Regions from separate parts of the Homo sapiens genome. Here region 1 is linked to region 2. A link is a loop called in an ENCODE intact Hi-C map of the cell type or tissue named here. Cell type or tissue: heart left ventricle. All regions are shown on one strand.

Region 1 (8,000 bases), 120 kb after region 2:
TGGGGAAATTATGTAATCAGGCCAGTTCATCTGTGTATTCTACTGGAAATAAGAGTGCTCATGGCAAATTAACAAATTCACATTGATGTTTATTTACCAGTCTCTAAACTTGGTTAATGTGAGTCAATCCACAGAAGGAACCCACACTGGGAAATTGAAACTCAATTTCCCATTCCCCAGATTAGTTTTGAGACTTCCCTAGAACCTAGTATAGTTCCTTGTATGAAGTATATGCTCAATTAATATTTATTTGCATGTTGAATTGAATTGAATTTCCATTTCCTAATGCACAAAAAAAGTAAAGAAAATGCACTATCTAGTGAATGAGAGAACAAAATGTGCATGTTAAAGGGGTATGTAAATCTTCAGTGCCAGGCACTCTTCTAAGCCATCTAGGTACAGTAACTTCTTTAACATGGTTGGGATGAGTGCTATTATACAAGAGGACTCTATGGGCTTCCAACCCACATTTGGAAGACAAGCCAACTTTAAGAGCCTATAAGATTAGACTGTGGGCCATGGTGAATCTACCTTGGTAATACCAACCTTTGGAGTCTGTACAGCCTGCCAGCCTTCCTATCATAGAAAAGACACAAGCTATCCTTCCACTTCCTTTAAGGCCAGTACCTTGTTTGTGTATTACCCAACCTCTGTTGCAAAGGGCACTCACCCTGTGAGATTCTCTGTGAAGAAAGAGTCAAATAATTCACTTTAGAAAACCAAACAAATGTTTAAATCCTTAAAAAAATTATTCAGATAAAATTCAACACTTCCCAAACTTATCAACAGAACCATTTTTTTCCACATAACTTTCATTAATATATACTAGAATAGTAATTCCTCTGGCCTAATTCAGTTCAACATGCAAATAAACATTAATTGAGCATATACTTCATACAAGGGATGATACTAGTTTCCAGGAAAGTCTCAAAATTAATCTAGGAGATGGAATCTATATTTTGAATGCTCAAGGTAAGATATTTTAATCTTGTTGAATTTAATCTTCTCCAAAAAAATCTCTGAAGGAGACATTGTTAGCCTCATTTCACAGTGAGGAGACTGAGATTCAAAGAGAGGTCAAGTCTTTTGATCAGTGCCACCCAGATTTGAAGCCTGGGTTGGAAACCATGTTTGACTTCACTGTAGATTAGATACTCTTACAGTTCCTTAACATAGACCTTTTCTTAAGTAACTTGCAATATTGGGTGGAATATAAGACATGTATATGGCTGTATAACAGAAGCTAGAAAATGCAGAGAGGGACAGAAAGTGTGTTTTAAAGCATTCAGAGGAAGTTGACATTACTTTCATCTGGGAAGATTCAAGAAAGATTTTATTTGTGATGTGGCATTTGAGTGGAGCCTCAAGGGGAAATAAAAATAACACCATGTGGTAGAAATACCAAAATAAATTTGGAAAATCTTCACCTGTATCCAGAGAGAATTGCCAAAAACCTACATCAGGGTAAATGTTGCTCTCTTTGAAAAAGTAGTAAAATCCTTGTGTACCTAATATGGTGTCCAAAACATGATGGTACAGAGGTAGACAGGAAGTCCCTGACTTCAAGATGGTTCACAACGCAGTACAACAACCTTCCCTGAATACTACCACTGGAAACACAGAGGAGGTCTAGCTTGGCTTCAAGTGGAGCAAATTATAAAGAGCTTCCTGGAAGACATGGAATTTACATTGGAGAAGCATTTGCACACAAGATGCTAGAGAAGATCATTCCAAGCAACAACAACAAAAATCCATAGACAAAGTCAAAGAAATAGACAAAAATGAAACATTGAGACTAGCCAGAACAGTCTGGAATTTGGAATAAGTGCCTGTGTGGCCAAAGCACAAACAAGACAAGGCATTTGAATTCTGGATCCTCCATCGTTCTTAACCGGACCAATTCTGCATTTATGTTATACTTTGATGTTCTGTATAATGTTTTGTTTTCATTAAAAAGGGTTGTTTTGCTTAACAAACTGCTCAAAGCTGGAGCTTGGTCATAGGAATCAGTTGTTAATGGTAGAAAAGATCGGAGGAAGAACGTGACTTCCTAGGGAACTAATAGAAACGATCTCAGCTTGGGTAAAATATTAGGGTATGAGGTTCGCATTAACAGGAATTTTGTTTAATGGCCTTGAATGTCATGCCATGGATTCTTGGTTGATTTTGTAGGTAATGGGTAGCATTATTTTTTAAATAAGCGTGTAAAATAGAGAAAAGTGCCTCACAGTTGGTCATGTCCAATACTTTCTTGCTGGAGAATATTCTATGATCTGGAGCTAAGGAGTCACTCTCCCTTATAATTTTCTGTTTGTCACACTCATAATCTTTGTGTGCCAGCAAAAACAAAATGAGGCCAGGTCACAGTATTCCTGTATGTCCTTCTTTATGAGACAACAGTTACTTCTCAGCCATTATTACTCCAGCAAGAGATAGAGGACCAATGTTATAAAACAAGACTATCCAGCTAAACTAGTGAGCATCGCAGGAATATACTAGGATACAAAATTTACCATCTTTAATGTCCCTCCTCTGTATTGAATTCCTTAGATTAAAATGGAGAATAGGTATCTTTAAAAAGAAAAGAAACTGTGTAACCTAAGTTTACATTTTTCTCTATGAGAAAAGTGTTTGCTAGGGAACTAAAACTATCTCAGCGTGGGTAAAATATTATGGTATGAGCTTCCCATTAACAGGAATTTTATCTTATCTATTCTAGTATTCCCACTACCTAATTTAGTGGTGTTCCATAAATTATCATGAGTAAAAGGGTATCAGTAATGGAAAAATTCAGTGCCAGTTGGCTCTAGACACACTTTAAGAATTGCTACCAAATAACTGGGATATTGCAAGTAGGAATACAAATTGCTATTTCAGTTTCAAACAGGCTATCTCTGGGGGATGAGAAAATGTCATAATGAGTAGCAGCAGAACATCCCAGCAGGGTTCCAAAATGCTGAGATTTCAACCCATGAGCACCAATGCCAATATTAATAAAGTCACCTATATGAGAAAATTTCTTCTCTGTTTTGAAAGATCATATTCAAAGCTGAATAAAAAGCCAAAATCAGAGGACAAATGAACCAGTTTTCAATCCTAAGAAACATGAATTTTCAAGTAAAGTAAATTAACTCAAACATGAATTTTCAAGTAAAGTACATAGATTAGCTCAATAGTACAGTTTTGTCATAAAATATATTAGTTCTACAAAGAAATAGCCTGGCCAAACCACATTCCAGCTGTATAGGTGTTCTGGTTATTTACATATCATCTCTCTAACCCATACCCAGCTTCTCTATTCTCCTCTACGAGGCTGGGTATGTGCAAACTCCATTTCTGAGACTCTCCCGCCTGCTTACTTCCCGGTCGATTCTATCAACAGGAGGCACTGGCAAGAGATAAGAAGACTGGAAAAAGAGATTTCTGCTTCTGACTCTGACAGAAGGGTAGTTGCTGGAGATTGCTAAAGCGGTTTCATCTGGCTCATTCCGGATTTCTGGAATTGGCAGCCTGAGCCAATTCCAGACATAGCTGCAGCGGTACCTCATTGGTGGGTTCAGGACTGACTTCTCCAGTGTCCTTCTCCTCTGAGTATCACCTTCGCCTGCTTTTACCCTCCAGCCCTCCGATTTCTTTGTCACCAGCTTCCTGACTCTTCATGGAGCCAGTGGCTATCTGACCTTTCTGAGTTGCAGTTTCCTCAGTTCTGAAACTGGGTTAATTAATACACAGGGATAAGAGGAAATGAAATTAAGACTTACAGAAATCCTCTGCACTAGAAAGGTGGTAGTAATCCCCTATGTAATTCAAGTTTTAAAAAATAATAATAAATGTAAAAAATCCATAAAATTCTGATTTTTAACAGAACTACTATTTTAATGCTAATTTTTAAATATCAAAAAAATATACATATTGGTGCCCTTGTTTTGCTATTATCTTAATTACATACTTTGTCTACCTATTGTGTACCAACCTCTTATAGCATCCACTTTATAGGGTAGTTTGGGGGCCTGGTAATAAAGTACATAAAGCTCCTAGGACAGTGCCTATCCTGTAATAAGCACTAAATACCTGGCAGCAATCATTATTTTTGTGTAGATGATTTTAACAGCTAATCATATTTTCTCTGATACTTCCTTCACTTTCTAATATCACTGTTTGTACAACAGCTCAGATTATACCATCATTATACCTCTTCACAGCTGAGGTCTCTACCTCAAGCAGAGATCTCTACCTCAAGTAGAGATTATACAGGTAATAGCAGAAATCTCTCTTGATTCATTAAAATGTGTTACAAGCCATAAACAGGAAACACTCTTCCTAACAAAATATATATAGCCTATTTAAGCTTAAGGGGAAATTAACATTTATTGTTGCCTATTATATGTCAGGTAGTTTGCTAGGTACCTTCATCTGGATGATCTCATTTAGTCTTGTTAAACTAACTAGTCAGAAGAATATTTGCTTTATTAATTGCATGAACATAAACAAAGATAATGGGTACTGTCTATTTTAATTAACAGGTGACTAAGTATTATATTAGGAAGAGACTCACTCACGTAGCAAAGATTTACTGCATGCTTACTGAGTGCCAGAAACCAAGGATACAGAGATTAAAATAAAAAGCCACAACGGAACTGACTCTTCCCCACCCCAGCTGCTTGAATAGTGGCTGCCAAAGGCTCACAGGTGGCTTCAGCGAAGGGAAGCAGCCTCATCCAGAAAAGCCTGTGAGGTCATGCCTTCCTCCACAGCCAGCCCAGGCCAATGACATATGTGGCACAAAAAGCTCAGCCCCTTGCCTTAAGGTGGGGCAAGTCTACAGTGTTATTTACATTTCAGAGCACCCCAAGAAATCACAGTGAAGTTAGACTCCAGTGCAGCCACAACATCTTTGCTTAGCTTCTTCCTCTAGCCTGTCCCGCTTTCCTCCTTCCCTTCCAGGTTCTCCCTGAGAGCACTCCTTCAATGACTCACTCAACAAGAATCCTCATTCCAGGCTCTGCTTCTAGGGAGCCTGGCCTCATCTGTCTTCAAGAAGCTTTCTGCCTAGTAGAGAACCATACCTGCAAACATACAAACAAAATGTAAATCATAGTGTGAAGTCATGAATGTGAATGTACAAAACACGGTAAGTGCACAGAAGAAGAAGCATGGCAGAATCAGCACTCAACTCCGTGCCCATGGTACATGGGTAAAAGCAAGATTAAATATCCATCCCAAATTCAAGTACAGTAAGGCATAGATTCTACAGCAGAGGTCAGCAAATTTTTTCTTAATGAACATATAGTAAGTTTTCTAGGCTTTTCAGGAGCATAGGAGAAATTCTGTGTATTTTGTAAGTACTTATAAAACCATTTCAAATGTGACCTCAGGCAGCTGACTCGACTTCACCTGTAGGCATATCTAGAATAGTGTTTCTCAAACATTAATATGCATAGTAACCACCAGATGATGTTGTGAAAATAGATTCTCATCTGGTAGGTCTAGGGTGGGGTCTGAGAATCTGTATTTCTTTTTTTTTTTTTTTTTTTTGAGAAGGAGTCTCGTTCTGTCACCCAGGCTGGAGTGCAGTGGAGCGATCTCGGCTCACTGCAAGCTCCACCTCCCGGGTTCATGCCATTCTCCTGCCTCAGCCTCCTGAGTAGGTGGGACTACAGGCGCCCGCCACAATGCCCGGCTAATTTTTTGTATTTTTAGTAGAGACGGGGTTTCACTGTGTTAGCCAGGATGGTCTCGATCTCCTGACCTCATGATCCACCCACCTTGGCCTCTCAAAGTGCTGGGATTTCTAATAAGCTCCTAGGTGATGTTGATGCTGTTGGTCCAAGGTCCACACATCGAGAAACAAGTCTCTAGAGAGATAAGTATGGTAAAAGGAGAAATCCTAAAAGAAAAACAATTGAGCAAAGCTGCAGGAGTTTTAGGAGCAGAGGAAGCAATAGCAAGGGCTCTAGGCTGAGGTCAGAGGGAGTGCCAAGTAATTTAATTAATGGACATTTATTGACCATCAACTCACTTCAAATCATGGCTCTAAGTGCCACAAGGAAAGAGGCCAAGCTTTCACAACCTTGAGCATACTTTGTTAAAGAATCAGCTAGAAGACAGAGTAGCAGAGGAGGAAGACCTGTGTAGTCCACTGTGGCAGAGAGAGCCAATCGTCCAGCAGAAACCTGATGCTTCAAGGGCTCAGATACACACGAATAGAGGATCTCAACAAATAGATGCTTTATCTGCCCAGCAACCGCCTGTCCAACTTCAGATTGCCATAACCCTTGCCACTGATCTATGTAGCCAAGGCTATTTCTTTTAAAACAACTACGTAATCGTCCTCATTTTTTCCTTTAAAAAACCTGTGTCTTCTTGTAATCCCAGCACTTTGGGAGGCCAAGGTGGGCCGATAATGAGGTCAGGAATTCAAGACCATCCTGGCCAACATAGTGAAACCCCATCTCTACTAAAAATTAAAAAAAAAAAAATAGCCAGGTGTGGTGGTGGGTGCCTGTAATCCTGGCTACTTGGGAGGCTGAGGCAGGAGAATCACTTGAACCTGGGAGGTGGAGGTAGCATTGAGCCGAGACTGCACCATTGCACACCAGCCCGGGTGACAGTGCAAAGACAGACTCCATCTCAAAAAACAAACAAACAAACAAAAACACCTGTGTCTTCTTTTATCTCTCCGAATACACACATAGTTTACTATGGCGTGTGTATTTCCATTGCAATGCTCTATTTCCAAATAAACATCATTTTCTTTAAAAAAAAAAAAAAAAAAAAGATATTTCAGAGGCAGGCAAACCAAAGCACACAGATTTAAATTCCACTTTCAAATCTTGATTAGCTCTTTGGCCTAATATGTGTCATCTAACTACCCTGCTATGGTTTGAATGTTTGTGTCCCTCCAAAACTCACGGTAGAACTTAAACCTCAAGGTGGTGGTATTAAGATATAGGGCCTTTGGAAAGTGATTGCACTGTAAGGGTTCCACCCTCATACATGGGATTAGTGTCCTTATAAAAGGGCTTGAGGGAGTGAGTTTGCGCCTTCCATCCTTACACCATGTGAGGACACAGCAAGAGGTAAAATCTGTGAAGCAGAGAGCCAGCCTTCACCAGACACCAAATCTGCTAGTGCCTTGATCTTGGACTTCTAGCCTCCTGAACTGTGAAAAATAGGTTTCTACTCTTTATAAGTTACTCGGTCTAAGATATTTTTTTACAGCAATATAAATGGACTGAGACATATTCTGAACCTCAGATTACCATGCTGAACATGCAGGTATCAACTTCAGCAAGGCATTATGAAGGTTAAATGGGATAGGATGTATAGAGGCAGCTGGCACATAATAGTTGAATGAAGATCCAACACTTTTTCTTCCCTTGGTAAAGACATTGGCATAGTCACTTGCTTGTGAAATGTGCAAATATGGAACCAGTGGTTTTAAGAGAGGACTGCACAATTCCTATGAATATATAAGCTCTCTCTGGAAGAATACCCAATAAGTTGAAAACACTGATGGCATTGAGACAGGTTAATGAATGAGTAGAGAACAAGGATGAGAGAAAAACTTTTGTGTATCTTGATTCTTTTTGATGTACATATTTTGCTCATTAAAAAATGGAATTACAGGGCCAGGCCACGATGGCTCGTGCCTGTAGTCCCAGCACTTTGGGAGGCCAAGGCAGGCGGATCACCTGAGGGCAGTCGTTTGAGACCAGCCTGGCCAACATGGGGAAACCCCATCTCTAATAAAAATAGAAAAATTAGCCAGGCGTGGTGGCGCACACCTGTAGTCCCAGCTACTCAGGAGGTTGAGGTGGGAGAATCGCTTGATCCCAGGAGTCAGAGGTTGCGGTGAGCCGAGATTGCAGCACTGCACTCCAGCCTGGGTGACAGAGTGAGACTCTGTCTCAATTTAAAAAATAAAAATAAAAAAATGGAATACACACACAGGCACATGCACACACATGCTGAGTGGATAAGTGATACAGATTTAGGAA
Region 2 (8,000 bases):
TAGTAGAGACAGGGTTTCACCATGTTGGCCAGGCTGGTCTTGAACTCCTGACCTCAGGTGATCCACCCACCTTGGCCTCCCAAAGTGCTGGGATTACAGATGTGAGCCACCACGCCTGGCCTATTTTCATTTTAATTTTTATTCAGTAAGTATCTCATCATCATCCTTATTACTACTTTCCAATTGGAAATTATAACCTTATATCTGATTGTCACAGTAGAATATTCTATCATCCCAGATTTGAGGGAAGCCTGTTTTCATTAACCTCATCAGTCCTGAGCTTCTTTTAGTTTATCACTTTCAGTTACCGTCTTTTAGTGTACCAGGATTCTACATATAAAGAAAATACTAGTGACAAGACAAGCACTTGAATTAAGAAAGACCTTTAGTTAAATCCCAGTTCCATCATATGCCTGCTGGTTTCATGAGCATCCAATGAGTAAGGCACTCACTGGCCTCTCTTGCCTTCAGTCTCTCCTCCGTAAATTTGGAATCACAGTACTTTACAGAATTAATTTGTAAACAGACCAGATAAGGTCTGTGGCAGTGCCCGGTACAGAGCCCGACATGTAAGTGTTAATGCGTTTGCTGAGAGGATGTAGCTTTTGGAGCTATTATGGTTACTTACTGCTTCAGAAAAGCACCCCCAAAACATAAGAACTTAATCATTTCTTGTGCTCATACATCTGGATTTTGAGTAAGGCTTGGCAGGAAAAGCACATCTCTACTCCATGGGTGGCTGTCAGGTGGGTGATGCAGATTAACTAGAGGACAGAAGATTTGCTTTCAAGGTAGTGCCCACATGCAGCTGAAAAGTTGGTCCTGAATATTGACTGGGAGCTGAACCAGAACCGTGGGCCAGGGTGCTGGTTTCTTTCCACATGGGGCTCTCCCTGGCCTGCTCAAGCTCCCTTATAGCATGGTAGTGGGGCTGCGAGAACACGCATTCTAAGAGAATATGGCAGTAGTATTAGCTATTTTTATAACTCAGCCTTGGAAGACACATCATATCACTTGTTTTGGACTCTATAAGTGAAGGCAGTTGCAAAGGTCGGCTCAGGTCCAAGGGTTGGAAGACAGGTTCCGCCACTCAACAGGAGGAAAGCCAAGATCAGATTCTAAGAGCACGCCGGATGGGAAATATTTTTGCCACTATCTTTGGAAACATGATCTGCCACAGAAGCACTTGTCTGAACTAGCAATGGTCTGGACTGGTGTTCTGTACTTAATGATGGGGCTGCACCAGACACAGTGTTGTCTTTCCGTTGGGTCGCATACTGGCTAAGGCTCTGGAGTCAGACTGCTCATATTCAAAGGCCAACTCTGCCTCTTACCCAGGTGGCCTTAAGGAAATAATTTAACTCCTTGGTTTTAGTCTGTAAAATAGAAACAATAATAGTATATACTCCATTGGGCTGTTGTGAAGAAGCTTATGAGTGTACCTAACACATAGAAAGTGAGTTAACTCTTGTGTTTATTACTCATTACATTTGTCACTGATTTTGATGGTGAGAAAATTATCCTGGTTCTTGGTGAAATAGTGATAGCCTTTCCACAGGACATCTGGAAAATGATTGGAAGAAGGAAGCAGGGATCATGATACATCTCCCCAGCTCTTCTTGTGGTAGATAGAGAAGAATGTGAACGGTACAGTCGGACAGACTTGGGGTACATCCTGGCTCTATTTCTTACCAGCACCATGACTTTGGGAAAGCCGCACTATCTTTCTGACCTTATTTATGTAAGGAGTCCATGTTATTTTGAGCACCAAATTAAATAATGTGCATGATTACGTCATACTGCTCAAATGATAAGCATTTATTGGAATAGAGAAAGGGACCAAAGTTCATTAATAATATGAATCACAAGCACATTCATGGAAGAGCATCCAGGTTAATGAGAACTTGAGGAGAGAGCAAACTTACAAATTATTTTGAAATCTTGAATCCCCCGAAGTGAATTGTCTGAAAGTACACTTGGAACGGACCAAGTAGGACAGGTTCTTTTGGTAGAGTGTGCATCTTGTTCTTTTGGTAGGGTGTGCATCTTGGTAATGGAGCTTTCCCTTATGATAAAGACATAACGAGAAAACCTACATGTGACAAGGATGTGGATTAGAACTGGAGGCAGAGAAATGCATGGCAAAGCCAGCTTATCCTGGGGAAGGGCTGGAAGGAGTTTGCGTGGCAGATCAAAGATGAATTCATGAGGTGAAGAGACTGGATTGTGTGAGAAATAATTTCACTAAAGCTTCATGCTTAGGTACTATAGTATTGTTGGGAAAAACAGGTTCACTGTGTGGGAGTCTCCCTTACTACTTTCCTTCCTAATTGAAACCCTGACCCTGACTGAGAGGGGAAAGGTTGCACTGGGGAACCTGTGCTTTGAGTGCTGATGCGACACCACTTGTAACAGCAGCAGCAATAGTGACCCCTTGATCATTAAAAGGCAAACACCCTCCTCCTACACACACCTGCAGCAAGTCTCTAACCCATGGTTAAGTTGTAAAGGGACCTTTGGCAGAGAATAAACTGAAATCAAAGGAGTTCTGAGAACAGCTGCTTTCCCTAGAGCATCAAAGAAAAAACAAAAGCAGTTGCTTTCTCAGAAGCATGGTGTGATCTAATTACTTGTGTTGACTCCATGTTTTCTATGGTGTTTCATTGTTAGCATATGGTATTACTTCCTGTCATGGGCGCAAGTGTCTTTTGTGCGTTATTGAAGAACTTAACCACGATACGACATTGTTTCCACAGGTGAATTGTTTCCAAGTTTTCACCAACTGAATTAGAAACAAACTTGCTGATCAAATGAATCTCTTCTGATTAGAACTACTTATATTATACAGTGTGTCTAACAGGTAAGATCATCATGATTTGTTTACTGTTCCCAAGTTTTTATGGAAATCTGCAAACATACAGAAAAGTAGAATCATTTAATGAGCACCTGTACCATTTCTCAACATCATGACCCTCTTGTTCTTCTTCCACTATACATGCTCTCCTTTCTCCTAGAGGATTCTTAATGGGCACTGCTGGTCCTCCACCCAGATTCACTTGGATCCTTTGACCATTTCTGCATACCCCTCTTCAGGCTTCGGCGTGCTTCTATCTGCAAAGATCTGCACCTGCAACTCCTCTTCTGAGCCTTGACCTTAGACTCCAGAGCTGCTTTGCTTGGGAAGTACCTGAGAGTTTATGCCTTCCAAGGTGATTTTTAGCCAGTGACGGGTGCACGTGGAAGTGTGAGAGCCCAGCTCCCTTGTTTCAGGGCAAAGCTGCTCTGAGGTGTAACATATGCCAAGCCATCTGATTTCTTCAACAAATATTTGGCAAGCAAAAGAGGTCTTGGCTGTAAGAGCTCTCCATGCTACAGCTTTGACAAATTGCATATTTATGGTTTAGTGGGACGCTTATCCCTTGTCAGTTTTGTACATTGGTAATTAGATATAGAAGTTTCATTGAATTCAGCTCTTTTTTCCTTGTTCTCAAAAAATATCTCATAATTGGGAATCTGTACTTCGCCTTACATCGGAAGGCCCATAATGTCAAGTTCAGGTTTTGCCAGCCTAATCCAGTCATTATAAAATTCACTATCAATCTTTCACCTGGAGGCTTTAGCAGCCAATGGTGAGTGTTAACCACCAATATCGTTTTGTTACATGTTGCCAAATAGTGAATTCCAATTCTATTGCTTCTGCATTTGGTAGCTGGAATTCACCTCTAAAGAACATTCTCTCACTATTTGGTAACCCTGAAATATAATTTGTATAAGAAGTCCTTGATTCTTCTATTTGCAGACTTTTGGAACAATGACTTGGTATCCTAGCAACCTTCAGAGGTGACCAATTAAAGGAGTATTTTTATAGAAAAATTCTTGAAGAATTCTTAGATTGTTACATATTTGATACATTTTAATCCATTGAGGTAATTACTCTTTTTGATGATTAAATTGTGCCATCTTTGGCCATTAAGACTACATTCACATGGGCTCCTGTAGCTTTCTAGCACCATCTCACATACAAAGCATTCCCAGGTCTTGTATAATTTCTTCCCCAGACATGAAGTTAGTCATTTTTCTAAGGAACTTGATTTCCTAGAAATCAAGAAATGATATTTAGAGATACAATCTGGATGCTAACGTTGCAACAGTACTGAGTTGTATTATTTCTACATCTTTTTTCATAGCCAGAAATAGAAAACGCATGTTTATATGGAAAAAAATCTTAAATTCATATTGACATTTCCAATTCAAATGAAAGATTGCAGCATTTTACTTAACTTCTTTGATTTTACATGTCTTTTGTCTTACTCTTGAGAACCTTTACCCCTAACTGCATTAACTGTTTGTTTTTATTCTTAAATATATAACTAATATATTCAAAATGCTAACACTGTTACTGAAAGTAGTTCAAGATTTCTCAGTGGTTCCTTTCATTCTGAGAATTATCTTACTAGCAATGTACAGTCAAGTTACTCCAATTCTGTGTTTAGAAGTCACTTGTACAAATTTTTCTCTGCATTGTTATGCCATCAATTTCATACGTCATATTTAATTTTGTTCCCTAATTTTTGGGATTATGAAATATTTTCCTTTTGTTTATCTAGAGCATTTTCATGACTTCAAAGTCAAAACTATAAAACAAAGCACATTCTTCTTTATTGTTTTTTCTATACCCATAAAGGGTATTTTTACTAGGTTTTAATTTATCTTTTCTTTGTTCTTTTCTTATTGTTAAAAACAAGCAAATAGGTATACTTTTATATACACCAAAAAGTGAATGCACATTTGTTCTGCACCTTGTTTGTTTTTTTCTTTTCTTTTCTTTTTGTGTGTGTTTGTTTGTTTTTGAGACAGTGCAGTGGTGCAATCATAGCTCACTGCAGCCTCAAACTCCTGGGCTCAAGCAATCCTCCCACCTTAGCCTACTGAATAGCTGGGACTACAGGTGTGTTCCACTATGTCTGGCTAATTTAAAAATAAATTTGTAGAGACAGGTTCTTGCTATGTTGCCCAGGCTGGTTTTAAACTCCTGGGCTCAAGTGATCCTCCAGCCTCAGTCTCCCAAAGTGTGGGGAGCTACCATGCCCAACCTTGAATTTTTCACTTAAGTAAGTATCTTTGTAATGGGAACAAAAGGATTTTCCCCTGGAATGTTATTCTTTTTTCTGCTTCTTTCTCTACATAGAGTACTTTCCACTAAGCTGTACAGTCACTTGCTGCATTGAGACCCATTTTGCAAAATTAGTCCCCAGAGGGGTTGACACAAGCCACCAGCCACATGTCTAAGCAGTGTGCTGAGGTGAGCTGAAGACTTGCCGAAACGTGAAGTGTGGTTGATGAGAACTAAGAAACACTAGAAAAGTGGGGGATATGTCTGTGGTCCTTAGAATTGAGGACAATCATTCAAAATCTCACCTGTTTATGTAGGCAGGGATGCAGGGTATTTAACAGCAGGGAGGTCTGTGTCCATTTGTGTTGTTAGAAAGAAATACCTGATGCTGGGTAATTTATAAAGAAAAGAGATTTATTTGGCTCACCGTTCTGCAGGCTGTACAAGAGGCAAGGCACCAACATCTGCTTCTGGTAAGGGGCTCGGGAAGCTTCCACTCATGGTGGAAGGTGAAGGGGAACTGCTGTGTGCAGATCACATGGTGAGAGAGGAGACAGAGGGCTGAGGGGAAGTGCCAGGCTCTTTTGAACAACCAGCTGTCTTGGAAACTAACAGAGCAAGAACTCACTCATTGCCATGAAGATACAACCAACCCACTCATGAGGGATCCACCCACATGACCCAAACACCTTCCATTAGGCCCACCTCCAACTTTGGAATCAAGTTTCAACATGAAGTTTGGGGAACAAATATTCAAACAATAGCACAGAGGCTTTAGAGTCAGACAAACTTGAGCTTCCATTTTCCAATTACTTGACCTTGAACAGAGCATTTTACCTCTCTGACCTGTAAGTTCTTTGTGTAAAAAGTGAGAATGGTTATGAATAACCTAAAATACATTGTGTATATTAAATGTGATAATGTGCGTAAAGCCCCTCACAGACAGCCCTCGTTATTATGGCCATCATTTGATATATACAGTAGTCTTTGCAGCAAGGACCAGAGAAAATCTTATGAGGGTGCCCCCACAGTGGCCTCCAGTCTAGAGATAGTCCCAGGGATGGCTCAGTTGGATGAGTTGCTTAAAAGGATGGCTAAAGAGCAGCATGTGGTGGTAGGAAGAAGCAAAGAAACAGAGCCTGACAGAGCAGCAGGGCCGTAAGCAGGAAGCCAGGAGGAATGAGAGCACATGGAAAGTGTTTTTCAAAAGCTTTGAGGCCAGCAGATTGGGACTGGAGCTAAGAATAATGCCAGAGTGTTGGGAGGGGTAGGGTGTGAGTGGCTTCTCTGCAGTGCAGGCTTGGTGTTATAGCGATAAGTTGGAAGGCTTAATTCATCTGCACAGTATCAGGGAGCAGGGGCAAAGTATTCCCCATCAAATTCCATGATTGCCTCAAATAGGTTCACGGAAAAAAATCACCCATAGAGAATAAACAGAAAAAAGGAATATAGTGGGAAGTAGCTCCCACAATCTACAGGGGATGTTATATGGGAAACCAGTTTTGGTGTCAGGAAGAAATGCAAAAAATCTAGTAGTCCAGAGGCTGGGAGGAAACCTGCAACATATCCAGAAACAGCTGCTGATGCAATATAACATACAAGGTATGCTAAAATCTATGTGCCCCCACACAGGGTGGATAGAACCAATTCCCAACCCCGAGGGACTTTGGCATACATGGAATTTTACCTGCTCAGCACCCACCTCCCTTTAACTGGCTGTGAGCAAAGGGACCATATATCATGGGTCTAGAAAATAAACCACAAGTGACATTCCTGCCAAGGAGGCAAATAGAATGGAGCAATGCACACTAAAGTGTATCTCTGGATTTGTTCTTTCTCTCCCAGAGATTTTCAGTCTTGAAAAATCTCTCACTGACCCTGCTATCCACGCCTATTTCTCTTCTTCATTTTAAATGCTAAGCTTTCCCCAAAGCACAATTCTGATTCCTTAAGTGAAGCACTAAATCATTAAATACTTGATCTTAGTAAAGTAAAAACCATCATTTATTTTAAATGGTTCTTTCCATATTTCCATTTTCATCAATAACAGTCCATATATTTGTAGTATACAAATAGGTAGTACATTTGATATGCTAAGAAAGGACCTTAGTTGATCAAGGATTTAGTGGTCTTTACTTGGGGCACCTTCTCACCTTAATGCTTGTTGCCTTCTCTGTCTGCATAGTTTCAACTAATTATATACATATATATATGTATGTGTGTATATATATATACACACACAGGTGTACATATATATATAGGCTATCAGGTCCTACAAAGTCTTCCCTGACCTTACTGGGTAAAATTAAACTCCTTTTTGTTCTATATCTCATAAAACTTTATTTATTCATACCTATATTTTTTAACTAATCATATTTCTTTAATTATTTATTCACAAGTCTCTCTTTCAAACTATAAGAATTAAAGAAAGAGGAAAGAAGCACAAAAAGGTGGCTTGCCAGTCAGGACAGATTTATTTTAGAAAAAACAAACCTGAGAGGGGCTTCTGGCCGACTTAGGTGAGAGGCATGCTCTCTTACAGACTGAGTTTTTAGGGATTCGGGGTGGGAGAGTTTATCAGAAGCTTGGACTGCTTCTGTGTCTCTTTGTTGTGCTTATCTGGGAGGGAGAGTTGTGTGTCTGTTCCCATACATCTTTCTGCAGATGCAGGCATACCCCACCTGAGTCTGCTTTTAGCTTCCCTATCTTAGTGCACCTGAAGGGAAAGGAATGTGCTTATTAAGGCCCACTGTTTTACTGGGGCCCATTGTATGAAGGTGAAGTTTGGCAGTTACCCAAAAGACTTTCCCCCAACCTCTCTCTGTGCCCGAGCTGTCTTATCTGTGTTTTCCTGTCTACTCTTTCTGGCTGCTTGAAGAGAAGTGAT

What was found. Hi-C counts contacts between places; a loop is a spot of excess contacts. Peaks named below come from ENCODE experiments on the same cell type or tissue, not always from the same donor. Only the 100,000 strongest peaks of a DNase experiment are listed, where the experiment ranks them.
Region 1: a loop joins it to region 2, with 4 times the contacts of the local background. A loop is called at or near these places in 2 of 110 quality-filtered maps.

The regions. Positions count from the first base shown.
Region 1 is chr15:91,404,385-91,412,384 of GRCh38, reverse strand. It overlaps LOC107984778 (a long non-coding RNA gene), which reads left to right. Exons shown (of 5, transcript XR_007064763.1): 4 at 3,383-3,550. Among named protein-coding and RNA genes, the nearest start is that of CRAT37, 55 kb to the left of the region's middle. In heart left ventricle, no CTCF peak of the experiment used is centred here; no DNase peak of the experiment used is centred here; H3K4me3 peaks cover 913 bases; H3K27ac peaks cover 3,581 bases.
Region 2 is chr15:91,524,296-91,532,295 of GRCh38, reverse strand. No RefSeq gene overlaps it. Among named protein-coding and RNA genes, the nearest start is that of CRAT37, 65 kb to the right of the region's middle. In heart left ventricle, no CTCF peak of the experiment used is centred here; no DNase peak of the experiment used is centred here; H3K27ac peaks cover 2,208 bases.